Linked DNA regions of Homo sapiens: region 1 is linked to region 2. A link is a loop called in an ENCODE intact Hi-C map of the cell type or tissue named here. Cell type or tissue: HepG2. All regions are shown on one strand. Each heading gives the region's core, and the rest is flanking DNA. Links, peaks and the distances in the headings are about the cores only.

The links. Hi-C counts contacts between places; a loop is a spot of excess contacts. Peaks named below come from ENCODE experiments on the same cell type or tissue, not always from the same donor. Only the 100,000 strongest peaks of a DNase experiment are listed, where the experiment ranks them.
Region 1: a loop joins it to region 2, with 4 times the contacts of the local background. A loop is called at or near these places in 4 of 110 quality-filtered maps.

What each region holds. Positions count from the first base shown.
Region 1 is chr1:100,616,168-100,624,507 of GRCh38, forward strand. No RefSeq gene overlaps it. Among named protein-coding and RNA genes, the nearest start is that of LINC01349, 27 kb to the right of the region's middle. RefSeq lists a silencer at 6,414-6,712. In HepG2, for the core only: a CTCF peak has its summit at 3,760; no DNase peak of the experiment used is centred there.
Region 2 is chr1:100,460,396-100,468,735 of GRCh38, forward strand. CDC14A (cell division cycle 14A) reads left to right here. Exons shown (of 16, transcript NM_003672.4): 9 at 2,256-2,486; 10 at 7,561-7,699. Among named protein-coding and RNA genes, the nearest start is that of GPR88, 74 kb to the right of the region's middle. RefSeq lists enhancers at 1,753-2,374, 3,653-3,742. In HepG2, for the core only: a CTCF peak has its summit at 3,512; a DNase peak (open chromatin) is centred at 3,526.

The sequences.
Region 1 (8,340 bases), core at 268-8,267, 160 kb after region 2:
AATAGATGCCACCTCACAGAACTGTTGCTATGAAGGTTGATCAAAATGATGCTGCATGGTGCTCAGCCTGGCACCTAGCACTTTGCCAAGCAGCCAAGTAAGCTATTAACTATTAACTGTAAAAAGAGAAGCCAAACAGAGAGTGTGCTTGCTACTATTTTCCACTGAGTTTGAACAAACACCGGCCCTGCTTCCACTGAAAGGATAGGGGTGCATAGATGGGGGAGAAAAGGCGAGAGTTTCAACAAGCTCTAAGTGAGCGTATCATGCAGCTGGTGACACTCGTGCAGCTCAGGCAATTGCAGAGATGTTCTGAGTGACACTTCTCCTACTCCCTGAAGGCTTAGTGCTGAAATAATGACATAGATGACAGGTTTTCATTTTCCCCCCAATTTTCCTGCCTACATGGTTAATCTAGGGGTTCTATCTGTGTGCTACACCTGATGGGAAACACAAAATTCTAATAAAGATGTCTAAAGTGTACCAAATTTTTTATCTGGGAATATTGTATTGCAGATCCCTCATGGACTCTACTATATCAGATAAACATAAACATGATCATACCATATATTAGGACTTTAAGAAACTCCATTCTGGGCCAGTAATCTGAGCTCTCACTATATTTAGACAATTTCAGATTGAAGAAAACAAGAGACTGCAACAGTCATTAAACATTAGAATGAGTTATTTAATAGAGAAGAAATTCTCATTTCTCTGAGGTGATTTGGAAGTGACGTTGCCTGAGGGAAGGATGAGATAACAGAATTTACTGAGCTCCCTCTAAGCCTGAAATTATTCAGGGAAGGCTCTAGTTCAAAGGCTTTGTATTAATTGTTTCTCACAGCATCTCCAACATAAATATAGAATCAGATCATTTCTTTTTAAATCCATTCTCAACATCATAATCACTAATGTCATTCTTTGTACTGACTTTACCTTTCACTCTGGCCAATGCAATAGCCTCCTCTCACCTTCCAACGTTCTTAGTTGCCCCCTAAATCCATTATGCTCAGAGACATCAGAGTAATCTTTTCCACCAACATTTCACTAAGAAAATCTTCAAATATAAAGCAAAATTGTAATAATTTTACTATAAACATTCATGTACCTACCAGCTAGGTTCTGCCATTAGCATTTTACTTACACTTGCTTTCTCACATTTCTGTCCATCCATATTTCTACTCCTTATTCACTAGTCCATCTTAATTTTGGTGTATTTGAAAGGAATTGAACATATCAGTAGTATTCCCCATAAACACTCTGGCATGCATATAACTAATTAAAGTTCAATATTTATGTGTTTTTTAAATGTAAAATTTGAATACCAAATTTACACATTTTTTGAGTTTCCACCACTGTGTAACCCTAACTCTTTTTTTTTTTTTTTTTTTTTGAGATGTAGTTTTGCTCTTGTTGCCCAGGCTGGAGTGCAATGGCTCAATCTCAGCTCACTGCAACCTCCATCTCCCGGGTTCAAGCAATTTTCCTGCCTCAGCCTCCCAAGTAGCTGGGATTACAGGCATGTGCCACCACGTCCAGCTAATTTTTTATATTTAGTAGAGATGGGGTTTCACTATGTTGGTCAGGCTGGTCTCGAACTCCTGACTTCAGGTGATCCACCTGCCTCGGCCTCCCAAAGTGCTGGAATTACAGGTGTGGGCCACTGCACCAGGCCATTAACCTTAACTCTTATCAAGGATAGATTACTATCACTCCAAAAAGTTCCCAGAGGACATCAGTGTTCTAAGTTTTTCCCACTGTGTATTCATTTCTCCTGTTCTAGAATATCATATAAATGGAATCATATAAAATTTTCCTTCCTGTAGCAGCAAATTAATTCTTTTTTATTGCTGAGTAATAGTCCATTTATGAATATTCCACAGTATGTTTACTATTCTTTTATTAGTAGATTTTGGGGATGTTTCCTGTTTGGGGCTATAATGAATAAATCCGCTATGAAATTCTTGCATGAGTCTTTTTATGAACATATATTTCCATTTATTTTGAGTAAATGCCTAGCAGTAGAATTGCTGGGGAGGTGTGCTTATTTTTAAAACAGAGTGGCCTTTTAGAAATATGTTAAATAATATCCCTCCTCTATTTTCAATTCTCCAATGACTTCCATTGTAATTAGGATGACATCTCACCATAGTAAAAGCTCAGAAAGATCAGGCTTCTGTCTCCCTTCCAGCTCAATCTCATATTGCTCCCATGACCATATCTTCCACTCCATCCTACCTGCCAACTTGTCACCATTTCCAGTCTATTCCTTAACAAGCCAAATGTGTCCCCAACTTGCCCATACCCTTGTTACCCCAGCCAAGACCATTTTCCAATCCATTGCATGGCCGATTCATTATTCAGGCATCGGCTTAAATGTTACCTCTTCAGAGAACATCTAGGTTAAGAGAGGTTAAATCACTTAAGCAATGTCGCACAGCTGGTAGAGCCAACAAGTAAATCCATGCAAACAGACAATCTGTGCCCAAAGCCCTTCCCCAAGCATCTTAAAACAAAAACCTCCCTTCAACACTATGTCTTGTGATTTCCTTCTCTCTCTTAGCTACCATTCACTGCCCTTTTTTTTGTCTCATTTTTTTCCTTTGCTTTTTCCAATTCCTTGGAATTGTTCCTTCTAAGGTTATCCATGATCAACTAATTGTTAAATTTGGTGAAAATACTTTGTGGACCCTACATGACTTTGCCTCTCTTCAGCATTTGACTCTATTGACTATTTCCTTTTCTTGAAATGTTGCATTTGGCTTGTATAAGCATAGTCATTCATGGTTTTCTCTGCCTCTATGGTCCCACTTTCTTCATATCTCTCCTCAGTGTTCCATTGCTTTCTCTTCAGATACTGGTGCTTCAGAAGTCTTCCCCTCATCTTATTCTTGTAGTACTTCACACATTCTCCCTGGGAGATCTCATCTATGTCTATGGCATCAATCATGACCTACATATTGATTGTCTCTTCAGCTAAATCCCCAATCTAAATCCATATTGAACCACTTTAATTGCATGTCCCAAAGGCATCATGTTAGTCTCCAAAGATGGGCCCCAAGGAGCCATGTCTCCCAGTCTTTATGCTCTCTGGAGTCCCCTGCCCTTGAATCCGGGCTGACCCTGTGACTCTCTCTTTACCAGTAAAATGCTGCAAAAGTGAGAGTGAGTCCCAAGGCTAGGTCACTAGAAGCCTTATAGCCTCTGCCCAGGTCTCTTGAAATGTGAGTTGTTGGGATACTGTCTCTTGCAATCCAGCTATCCTGCTGCGAGAAGCTCAAGCCACTTGGAGAGGCCACGTGCAGGTGGACAAGCCCAGCAGAGCTTTTATCCAATAGCCATCATCAACTGCCACCTATGTGAGTGAACTATCCTAGATAACCAGCCCACTTGAGTCTTCAGATGACTGTAGCCTAGCTGACGCCTGACAGAAACTACATGAGAGACCCCAAGTAAGAATGTCCAGCTGACCTTGGTCCACTCACAGAACCATGAAAAATAATCATGAATTATTCTTCCAAGCTACTAAATTTTGGGGTAGTATATTATGCAACAATGGATAACTGGAACAGGCATCTCAAATGCAATATTTTCAAGCTGAACAAACTGTCTTTCTCTTATCCCAGGTCCTTCTCTAACCTTCGTCATTCTGGTTAATGGCATGGCTAAATACCTGATCCTAAACCTGGAAGTCATTCTTCTTTTATTTATTTTGAGACAGGGTTTCACTCTGTCGCCAAGGCTGGAGTGCAGTAGTGCAATCAGAGCTCACTGCAGCCACCCTGTGGGCTCAAGGGATTCTCCTGCCTCAGTCCCCCAAGTAGCTGGGACTACAGATGCGTGCCACCAAGCCTGGCTAATTTTTGGTACTTTTAGTAGAGACAGGGTTTTGCCATGTTGCCCATGCTCATCTCAAACTCCTGAGCTCAAGTGATCCACCTGCCTCAACCTTGCTATTTTGCCCAGGCTGGTCCCAAACTCCTGAGCTCAAGTGATTCTTCTACTCTTATTGAATCAACTTTCACCTCCAGTCAGCTTCCCTTTCAGTTCTATAAATTCTACTATCTAAACAGATCCTGTAGTCTCCCTTTCTCTCAGCCCTGGTCCTGCTTCCTTAGTTGTGCTTTGCTATGGCTTGAGTGTGACCCCCCCCAAAAGTATATGTTACAAACATAACCACCATTGTAACAGTATTAAGAGGTGGGACCTTTAAGAGGTAATTAGGCCATGAGGGCTCTGTCCTTATCAGTGGATTAATACCATTATTACAGGAATGGATTCCTTATAAAAGGATGAGTTCAGCCCCCTCCTGCTCCCTCTCTCTCATCCCTATTTGCCCTTCTGCCATGGGATGATGTAGCAAGAAGGCACTCACCAGATGCTGACCACTTGATCTTGGACTTCTCAGTCTCCAAAACTGTAAGAAGTAAATTTTTATACTTTATAAATTATCCAGTCTCAGGTATTCTCTCATAGCAGCACAAAATAGACTGAGAGAGACCCTTTATCATTTCTCATGTATATAGTTAACATTACTGTCTTAACTGATCTCCTGACCATTGGCCCTCTCAAAGCCATTCTCTACACTTCTGTGAGTTATCTTCCTAAAACATGGGCCTGATCTTGGTTATAAAGCTGCTCATAGTTCCCAACTGCCCTCAGAATTAAGTGCAAACTTTAGTAGGGTACACGGGTTCTTCATAATCTGGCCTATTAGCTCTTCATTATCATTTACGTCTGCTGCTCTCCCATGACTATTTGGTCTCGTTCATATCCACTCCCATTTTTTCCCCAGAAAGCTCTGTTCGCCTTTCATCCCTGGACCTTTGCATATATCTTTCTGTACTTGTATCCTATAGTGGTTAAGAGCTCTGGATCTTATTGTGGTTTTGCCACTTTCTAGCTATATGACTTTGGCCAACTTACTTAGTCTCTCTGTGTATCAGTTGCCACAGTGGAAATAATAGTAGAGACTACCTCATGTTGATCTTGTATGGATTTAAAAAATTAACACAGGCAGGGTGCAGTGGATCAAGCCTGTAATCCCAGCACTTTGGGGGGCCAAAGCGGGTGGATCACCTGAGGTCAGGAGTTTGAGACCAGCCTGGCCAACATGGTGAAACCCCGTTTCTGCTAAAAATATGAAAAATTAGCCGGGCATGATAGTGGGCACCTGTAATTCCAGCTACTTGGGAGGTTGAGGCAGGAGAATCACTTGAACCAGAAGGCAGAGGTTGCAGTGGGCCGAGATCACGTCATTGCACCCCAGCCTGGGCAACAAGAGGGAAACTCTGTCTCAAAAGAAAAAAAAAATTAACACAGGTAAAAAGCTTAGATCAGTGCTGAGCACAATATAAACCCATTAGTGGCTAAACCATCAACAAGTGTTGGGAGCTGCTGCTATTTTTACTTTCCCTAGAATTCTATCTCTTACCTTTCACTCTTCTCACTGCCCTTATTTGCCCAGAAATCCCTTTATGTCCTGAAAAACTCAACTCTCATATTTTACTTTTAGGAAATTATCAGTTACTGCTCTAACACAGTTCTTGATGTATGCTCTTCACTCCCTGACCTTTTGCTTTGTTGATACTTTATTATTGTACTTACGACTCCATACTTAAAAAATATAATTGGTAAAAAAAAATGTAACTAGTAATAGGCAGAAAAACTGGAATTGATTCCCAGTGCCTGTTACATGACAGGGGCTCATTATATACTTGCTGAGTGAATGATGGAAGGTCAAGTGAACAAATTAGAGAAATCAGGCAGAAAATATTTCCAGGTATCTTGGGGAGTTGAGAATTAGAGAAGAAAAGAATGAAGGAGGTTGGGATTTGATGAAGAACATATTTGTGACAGTGAAACTCAGTCGTGGGATTTGCTGTTTATATTGTTTTCTTTCCTTCTCAAATCAACATGAGTTGTACAGACCATAATAAAAGCTTCATCTTGAGCCTGTTATTGCATCACCATTTGGCTGATGTTTCACTGCTCCATCACTGTGGGAGGTTAACACTCACTGAGGGGTGGCAGTACCCTCTGCATTTCTCTGGGAAACTCCAATGATTCATCCAAAAGTGTGAGAAGCCAAGCAGCTTTTATCACCCAGGAGACAGCTGTAACCTGACCTCAATTCATGCCAAAGAAGCCTGAGGAAAGTGCCCTGGAAGTGAACAGCCTGCTCATGACTCAAGGAACTCAAAAGTCAGAGTTCTGACCAGTATTGTTGGGGTGGGTAAAAGAACTTCACTCCCTCAGATCTGAAAGTGTCCTTGCCAGAGGAGAGGGAGACCTTATTTCAAGTGTGTTTGAATAAACATGACATACATAAACTTGATTTTCCAGGTTTTGGAGAAAGCATACATTTGTCCTCTGCATCATGAAATAATGTCCTTGGTGGCTCCTTTCAGGGCCTGTGCTGCACTCTCCTTAGTGACTATTAGCATTGGAGTTGGACAATTTAAGGGCAGGAGTGGAGACCTGCTACTTATAAAGGATGACTACACTTATTTAGGGATACTGCTCACGCTGACTCTCAGAGCAATTCTTTTGTTCCAACAGCTGTTCCCAGGGTAGGGTAATATTGGAACAGAGGCTTATGCTGCAGTATCCATTGAGTGGGACTGAGGCCCCTTCAGTAGCTGAAAATCCCCACTTCAGTGCTACTGCTTCAGCTACTGCAGCTCTTACTGTCTTCAAAAACAATGGTAAGGATTCCTTTAACCTCAGAGGAGGAATTAGCTTTTTGCAGAGACTACAAAGAATCCATAGGATACAAACATTTCTATAGTCCAGGAAGGAGTCCCACATATAAAAACAAAACTGTAATATATTTTATAAGTGATTTGCCTAAATATGTGAGGCTGTATTCACTCAGTTTCTCAAGAAGCATTTCTTGAGAAGCTACTGTGTGCCAGAGCCTCCTTAGGGGGCAGGAACTGCTTATTTATCTTCATATCAACATCCCTAGGTAAGTGCCTAGCCCATCGTATGGGCTACAGACTATGCAATGCTATTTCCCTTAGCCCCACCAGAGTTCAGGGTCAGACTGATGGGCAGGACTATGAACAGATCTTCTTTCTCTCCTTGAAGGTAACTAACCTTCCATGGGACTTGAAGCTTCAGATTTTGGCCTTAACCAAGTCAACTAGCTCAAGTCAGAGGGGCAGTGATTATTTGAATTGCCAAGGTATTACCTAATGAGAATCTTTGTGACTAAGCTCTTAAAGTTGAAACTTAAGTAACATTAGCTGAAAAACTTGTTGGATAAACATTGCTACTCCCTTGAAAATTCCGGGAGTTCCAGTTTGGTTGCTGACCATTTTTTACCATTTATCTATTTGTTTAGCACTAACGTTTCTTAAGCTTCCAATGTATATAGAATGCTATGCTGGGTTGTGGGAAATACAATGAGCTATGCTCCCTGTCTGCAAGTCGGTCACATTTTAAGTGGGGGTGCAATAAATGACAGATTCAAACCACTGAACAATTATTAACAGAGAAAAGCAACTTTTATGGGCAAAGGCTTTCGGCAACTCCAGGCACAGTCTCACCCAAGGCCTTGATTGTGGCACTGCTTCTGTCACAGAGAATAAGAGTGAAATGTTAGAAGACTGTTGAAACACTGCGGAGTTAATGTTATGTTCCTTTTCATCTTTGGGTCTTTGTACATGCTGGTTCCTTGTCTTCCCACCACTACCCCTATATCATTTATCTAATTAAAACTCATAAACATGAATGAGAAGCCCTTTTTGACCACCAGCCTACAAACAGACACACAGACACACACACACACACACACACACACACACACACACACACTGCGTTGTCCTTCCATTGAGGTACCAACAGCACACTATAATTTCTCCATTATGATAGCATTTATTACAAGGTATTATGATTTCTGTTTAACTTCTCTGTATCCCTCCTGCCTGCTACATTGTAACTTCTGTGACTGCAGGGATATATCTGTTTTGTTCACCATTATATTGGCTAGCATGTAGCAGCCATTCAATAAATACTTGCTGAATGCATGAATGAACGGCTGAATGGCAGAACCAACATTTGAGTAAAATTTTCGTGTATTGTTTACTTTGTGCTATAACTTCCTAGGTATTTTATGGATCTTCTTTCTGTGGGGTTATATATAGTATAAATTTGTTGCAATATTATATTCTTTTTAAATGCCTCAGTCACTTGTTAAATTTAGTGCTTGTTGCAGAAGGGTATAATGTTACTGATAGGAAAGCCATAGTCTTGATCCCTATATCGAGGCCAAATGGCTTCTTATCTGGAAATCTCTGCCTTAAATTGAGCAGTATCTAGATTAGATGTTTTGAA
Region 2 (8,340 bases), core at 250-8,249:
ATAGGCACTGAACCAATTGCTAACACAACGTGTGACAGGTGCTGTCATGGAGGTCCCAGGCATGCTAGCAACCCAGAGGCAGAAGCTCTCACCAGCCCGCCACACCAGGGCAGGCTGCCCAGGTGTTTATGAGCCCTTCTCCTCCCCATTCCTCACATGATAGAAAAACCGTTACTTCTTAATGCCAACTACAGTTCTTTTTTTGCTTTAGGCTATAAATCTGTTGCAGGGAAATAATTTGAGCAAGTAAACCAACTAGGAAAACAGACTTGATTTTTGCAGTTAGAAAAGCATGTTTTCTCCATGTTTGTGTAGGTTATTGTTTCTACACAGAAGATTTTAAATAAGCTCTGTTTTACCTGTTTGCTCAAAAGCAACATAGCCTGTGAAAATCACATATCTGAGCTGTGGATTAATTGGTCCTGCCTTCCAATTCTGTCTTCATCCTTTGTGTGACCTGGCCAAGTGTACCAGTTATGGCTGTCCAACTCTGGTAAAAGGCAGTTTTTGGAATATGTTGGGTAGCTCATAGACTTTAAGAAAAGGCTGGAGAACTAGGCTTAGAAGATGAACAGGACCCAAGTGGGAAAATGGGAACCACACTAGGCATTTCAAACATAAAGCATTTAATACAAGGAGTTTATTTCAAAGAAGACTAAAAAGTAAAAAGGCAACACTGAAGAAACCAGAATATGTTGGAGAAAACAGCTAGTACCTTTAAGGCTGGGGGGACAAAAGGGACAAAAGTGGAGTTAGCAGAACCTGCTCCTGTTTTCTGCTGCTGAAGTGATGCTGCCAGGAGGACAGGAAGAATTCCCTTCCTCCTCCTCAGGTTGAGGTTTAGTGCCTCCCATTTTTACAACCAATAGGAAGCCAGATAGAAAGGTAGTCTGGGAAATGTAGGGCGTAGTATATGGACTCCAGCCCCAGTGTCACAGAGCATAAGAGTCGGCTTGGAGCTGAGAGCTGACTAGCATAACAGGGATCCAAGGCAGCAAGAAATACAGCCAAGCACACAGCGTGGAAACAGTCTGGTTCACTTTGCTGGCTGCCGCCACCCCTGGAACCTCCCATCATGAATGGGTTCCAACTGAGATAATTGCACTCAGCTGGTATGTTAGGGTTCAGTGAATTCTGAATGGGTTACAGATGTGGCCATCAGTGTGCTGGGAACTTAGTCCCCTGAACTTTTGGAGCTGCCATTGCAAGGCCTGCAAAGGCCAAAGCCCCCAGTGGTTGCCTTGGCTGATTAGCTAAGGCTAGGTCTGTAACCCAGCTGACTGTGTAGCTCCCAGGAATACTCACATGATGGTGGAGCCACTCAAAAATAAAAGGGGATTTAAAGGTGGAGCATCTTCCTCCCTCAAAAAAAGGAAGTGTCCACAAAAGTTATTGTTTATTTTTAACTAAAAAAATTTATATTTTAATTGATAAAAATTATATATTTATGGTGTACAACAACTTTTGAAATATGTATACATCGTAGAATGGTTAAGTCAAGTCTTACTTAAGTATTCACATATTTATCATTTTTTGTGGTGAGAAGACTTAAATTTTACTTTCTAAATGACTTTAAAGTATATAATACATTGTTATTATAGTCACTATGTTGTACAATAGATCTCTGGGACATACTCCTTTCTAACTGAAATTTTGTTTTCTTTGACCAATATCCTCCCAACACCCCCTCTTTTAGTTTCTTAATCTGTTAAATGGAATTAGCCATACTTAAGAGATGGTTTTGAGAATTTGAAATGATACGCAATTGTGACTTGTACATAGTAGGTGCTTAATAATAATTGCTTCTGGGGAGCATTGTACTACAAATTAAAACTATACATATGGCAAAAAAGCTTCAGCTGTAGTTGAAAACTGTTTGTCAAGTAGAGAATAAAGCTCAAGAGAGAATAAAGTCACCATTCTAGGTCTGTTATGCACATTTGATTACTTCAAGAATGCTTTTGTCTTGGGAGTGGGAAGAGTATGCTCCCAGGATTCGAATCTAGAGGTTGAGATTTTGAACTTTAATGATGTATTTTCAGTACTTACAGAAGTTTTCTTTTTAACCTCCTGTGGTGCTTACAGTTATGCAGATTGATGCTTGTAGGAGCTTGCTGTGACCTCTTCTCTCACACAACACACTTTCCTCCCAAGCTTTGTTGAGATTTATACACTTCATTGTTGAGAGTTTTGTATTTCTGGGTTGTGGAAGATGAAATGCATGCCTTTTGCTTACTGCTCCTTTGTTCCTTTAGGTTATCCTCTTCACGCCCCTGAAGCCTACTTTCCTTATTTCAAAAAGCATAATGTGACTGCAGTTGTGAGGCTAAACAAAAAGATTTATGAGGCAAAGCGCTTCACAGACGCTGGCTTCGAGCACTATGACCTCTTCTTCATAGATGGCAGCACACCCAGTGACAACATCGTGCGAAGGTTCCTGAACATCTGTGAGAACACCGAAGGGGCCATCGCCGTTCACTGCAAAGGTGTGTGCAAGGCCTCGGTGGTGGTGGCTGTGCTTATCGAAGGGGCGGGCCAAGGAAGAGCAAATAACATAAAACAAAACCTGTTTAGTGTCTTAGAAAAACAATGAGGTTTTAAATTTCAGACAACTGGGACACAAACTCATTTTAATAACCCCTTCTTAAAGAAACGATTGCTTGGGTGTGGACAATTGGTGGTGGTGTGGCTTTCTTGATATGCCAGTTTTTCAGACCTTACCTTTCCAGGCCCACGTGCCACAATGAGGGGAAACACAGTAGCAGTGTCTTTAGGCTGCAGGAACACCTTTAAACAGGTAAAATTCTCAAGAGACAAGGGTTGTTAGTTTTCCTCTCTCCTTTGTTTTTTTTCAGAATTGCCCATCTCTTCTCCATCCTCTTGCACTGTCGTGGTTCTGTTTTATGACCCAGTTATCTGGACCCCCATTCCAGTCTCTGCTTTTCCCTCCCCTCCTAGTCTTTGGCTTCATGGAGCAGAGCGTCTTCCATGCCTGTTGCTAGGGGCAATCCGCTAGCTTACAATGCTGCTGATGTGATGCTGCCTCATGGAATAAACTTAAAGAGTTTGTTTTGCAAAAATCTCTGATCTCTGGGGGTGGATACTTTGGGGCAGGAATTGTTCAGACTATAGAAGGTTTAGGATTGCCAGATTTAGCAAATAAAAATACAGGCTGCCTAATTAAATTTGAAAGTTAGATAAACAATGAATACTTTTAAAACAAAAAGTATAAATATGTCCCAAATATTGCAGGGAACATGCATTCTGTATTTTATCTGGCAACCCCATGTCAGCTACTCAGAAAATATGACATGCCATTTGCTCTAAGCTTGTTTGACTTCGAGGAGGCTTAAAATCCACTCCATTCCAGATCTTTCGGTATGGATAATACTGGAAATATTCCAGATATTTTACTGGGTCTTTGATTTCAGCGAGGAGAAATCACTAGGGCCGCCCTGGGCTGGAGCCTCGAGTTCCTCATGTGCAGCTCCTCCTAGTGTCGCTGGGTGGTGCTGTGCTTATGGTTTTGGGTCTAGACCCGGTTTCCCTCTCATTTTATGCTAATCATCTAGTAGGTGTTGGGGAGGGTGCTGTTCTTTTCATGTGCCTAGTGCTGCTGTAACTGACTTATTCAGACGAGTATGGCTTTGGTTCTGACAGAAATTAAAATGCCGTTTTGTAGGCCCTTGTTTCTATGTTTAAGATTTGAGTAGGTGGAGGTACTTTGTGAACATGTGAGCAAAAATGGGAAGCTGCGGTTTCCCAGAGACCCAGAGAGATGGAAATGAGCAGCACGTGGCCTGGGTTTGGAGCAGGGCTCCCCATGCCAGGCTCCCTCCTCCTGGGTGGGCAGAGCTCTCCCTCCCCACCCTCCCCATTAGCTAGCAGGATGGGCCCTGGCTTTGTGGGATATCTTGTCTCTGGCGTGGAGTCTGTTAGGAAGGTGTCACTTGCTGGCTCATTTGTGGGTGCTGCTTTCAGGCCACAGTGGGGTGCCAGTGTGTTGGCTTGTCCCCATGTGATTCATTTGCACCCTGTTTGCTTTTCCATTGCATTTTGTTCAGTATTGCCCAGGTCCAAGAAAAAGCCCACATGTCACGTATTTTAAACAGCAATAGAACTTGAGAGCTAATGGGAACGTTTATATCAACGTTTAGCAGGAGATAATCCTATCTTCTCTTTCAAACTTTAGTTTTGTGCCATAAAAATTGTATTTTTTCCTGAGATTAATTTGGCCTTATTTCTTAGTTCAAGTAGTTTTATTATTACTACGTCGTAGAGTTTATCTGTGGATTAGCCATCCGTATCTTGGATTGACACATTCAAAGGAGAAGAACTGCAAAGCTTTCATTAAAACTCAGTGTGTTTCTTGATAGTATTTCTCACCTGAGAGACCTTGTGCAAAGAAAACTCTCTGGTGTTAAACATTCTTATTACAGATATTTTCTCTATATCCTTGACCTGTGAATGTTTACCTTTTAAAAAATATATGTATTTATTTTATATTGCAAATTTCTTTTCTTTTCTTTTCTTTTTTTTTTTTTTTGAGACAAAGAGTCTCGCTCTGTCACCCAGGCTGGAGTGCAATGGTGCGATCTCAGCTCACTGCAGCCTCTGCCTCCCAGGTTCAATCAATTCTCCTGCCTCAGCCTCCCAAGTATCTGGAATTACAGGTGCCCACCACCACTCCTGGCTAATTTTTTATATTTTTAGTAGAGATGGGGTTCTGCTGGCCAGAACTGGTCTTGAACTCCTAACCTCAGGAGAATGTTGGCCAGGCTGGTCTTGAACTCCTGACCTCAGGTCATCCACCTGCCTCAGCCTCCCAAAGTGCGGGGATTACAGGTGTGAGCCACCGTACCCAGTCTGTATTGTAGATGTTTTTATTTTAAATCAGAACCTTTAACATTGAAGTCAGTTCTTGTATAGGATAGTCACATTTACATGTGGTAATATCTTTTTGAGATTGTTATTTCATTTTCTTCCACTTGCACACACACGTAGGATTCTTTTATAAGGATTACACCTTTGGTTTAATTACAGCTGTATTGCTTTTCACAGCATACTTATCTACTATAGGCTTATTAATTATTTTGACATCTGCCCTAATTAAGTCAGCTTAGTTTTCTGGGAATTCAAGCAGCACTCAGTCTTTTAATTGAACTAAAAGAAGGAAGGAGAAAGAATCTTATCCTATGTCAAATGAACTTTGGTGGCTACTGAAAAGGGAATGAATATGTCATGCCTCAACGTAAAGTATTTTATACAGAGATAAACTAGAAACCAATTTGCTGGGGATTACATTTCAATATCTGCATTTCACTTTGTGGTTGATAAAAGAGATGGCTATGAATTCTTGAAATTCTCTACCACAAATAATAATCTAAAATACAGCAACGTTGTGATAGTCCAGTATGTGATTATCGATGTTCTATAGGGCTTTCAGAAAATGCCTGGAACTATAAAGCAATTGGTGTTTGACTTGGTATAAATAGAACACTTTTCAACATCTTGTCATGCTGTGCCAGGGAGCCCTTTAATTACAAATGCTTAAAAAATTTTGTTAAAGTTTTTATAGAAACTTAGTGAAATGTTCCTATTCAGTTCAGTTGTGGTAAGAGCTCCTAACTATTGAGTGCTAAGTGCGTTCTTTTTATAGATCAAAATTATAGACTCTTTTTTAAAAGGGGGAAGCTGCTTTAGTTTCAGAGAAATTGGAAAATTTCCTGCACCTCCTTTTTGGTTGTGAGTGTGAACAGGAGCCTAAGTGAGGGAGCCATCCAGGTCTTTGCACAGTGGGGAGCAGTGAGAGAGAGTGTTGTCTCCATAAGGAAGGCCCTTTTCTCTCCAGATAGACACCCAAATTGGTGACTTGAAGGAAGAACTCTGGAAACTCACTGGGCTCTGGCTTCTGCTCCAGGATGTCACCTGTGTTTTATCTATACGGTTGCCTATAGTCTTGCCAGGCATCTAGGGAATTAACAACGATAGGCACTGGGTGAAATAGAAGGCAAATTACGCAGAAATCTTAATCATAAAGGGAGAGCCCCACTGAGACCAAAATTAAACCTCACTCTTCGAAAGAACATTGATGTTTGATCTGGGGCAAGGGTTCCTTCAGATTAAAACAGAACACACACACACACCTCATCTAATGAAACAGAGTATGAATACTTCTTAAAAAGGAAGGGTTAGCCGGGAGTGGTGGCCCACGCCTGTAATCCTAGCACTTTGGGAGGCCGAGGAGGGCAGATCACCTGAGGTCAGGACTTCGAGACCAGACTGACCAACATGGAGAAACCCTGTCTCTACTAAAAATACAAAATTAGCCGGGCATGGTGGTGCATGCCTGTAATCCCAGCTACTCGGGAGGCTAAGGCAGGAGAATCGCTTGAACCTGGGAGGTGGAGGTTGTGGTGAGCCGAGATCGCACTATTGCATTCCAGCCTGGGCAACAGCAGCAAAACTCGGTCTCCAAAAAAAAAAAAAAAAAAAGAAGGGTTAATGGGAAGGAAATGTCAGGCATCTGTAGACACAAAATTGTTGTTTTAGTGGGATGAAAAACTTTTTTTTTTTGTATAAAGCACAGATTTACATAAACAGATATGCAGTCTATCTGTGACAGTGAAATTTCATGGGGACTGATTAGGAATAAAATATCTAAAGAGGCTCCTGGAAGGAACAATAATGTAAAAAAGGTTGAGGAACACTGATTTAAAGACATACATTTTTCATATTTTAACATTTCTGAAGTTAGAATGGATCTTAAAATTGATGGCATGTCATAGTTTAATTTTTTCTTTCTTAGTGGAACTTACATACTACACGACTGTAGTTTTAGATTTGCTGAAATGCTGTGTGCTCCCAATTACTGGGAGATAAGAGAAGACTACCTTTATTGTTTGATCAGGGAAAGCTGACAAAAGGTCCCCTCAAAAGCAGAAGATTCTTGAACATGTAAAAAATGAAACTATCAATGTTTCCCTACTTTGTTTTGTTTTACACACGCGCGCACACACACACACGCATATGCACACAATTTTTTTTTCTTTCTTTTTCTAACTAAATGTTTTCATGGATGAAGTCAACATTGTACCAGTTTTCTAGGTCAGAAATGTCACTTACCTATAACTTTCCCTGTGACCCAGTCCTAATGGATTTCTAATTGAGCTTTACATCTTTGTTGCAGTTGCTCACCCTCATCCCTTTCCACCCTCATCCCAACCCCCCAGCCACCCTTGCTTCCCTGCCCCAGCCTTCCATCTCATCTCTCTTGCTTCCATCTCTGGCTTTTCCACTCCAGCCAGTAATGCTGCTGCCAGACCCATTTGCTTTTTATCACATCACTTTCTTGCCCCCAAATCTATGGCACCTTCATTTTGCCCTTTTCATTGTTTAAAGAAAAATTGGGTTTTACATGATAGCAGTTATGTTTATTAGCTGTTGATAATATCATCACACTTGAATGCAGAGCAGTTTCTGGGCAAGGTTTGATTTCAGTGTTTTTGTGGTAGCATTTGCTAGACTTTATATTTCTTATTCTGTTTCATTCTCTTACAGCTGGTCTTGGAAGAACAGGGACATTGATAGCCTGTTATGTAATGAAACACTACAGGTTTACACATGCTGAAATAATTGCTTGGATTAGAATATGCCGGCCAGGCTCTATTATAGGACCCCAGCAGCACTTCCTGGAAGAGTAAGTATATTGTCCCCATTACCACATTATATCCTGTTCTTGATCCTTTCTACCTCTTGTTCCCCTGGTTGTGGACCATGTCAGCCTGTGGTTATAAAATGGCTGCATTGTTAAGAGAAGTGTGTGCCTCTAATAGAATATTGTTGATTTGACAGCTAATGCATTCTAACTTTGTACCTTTTATATCTCTTAGATCAGGTGAGAGTGAGAAGAAAATCACAGAGCCATCTCTGCCTACCCTTTTTCTGTCATTTTCTATGTGTGATCTGGCTACAGTGCAATTTTCTTATGACATCCCACTTGGCACTTTTCATTCTTTTCTTTTGTTTGCATGTCTTAAAGCATAATGAGAAAAAAAAAACCACAATTAAGGTCACTCAGTGATTTTGGTAAGATTGCTGCTCTCCTGACAACTAACTAACTAAACTGCTAATGTAGGTACAACTTATGAATATACCCAAGAAGTTACCACAGAAGAAAAAAGGAGGAGAACTGAGTTTTAGTTCTGGCTCTCCACTAACTAGCTTTATGACCATTATTTAGAAGAATACTTATGTATTCACTCATTCATTTATTCCCACAGCCATTCATTCATTAACTTTTTGTCCAGCCTCAGCCCAAGAGAGAGAGATTTAACCTGT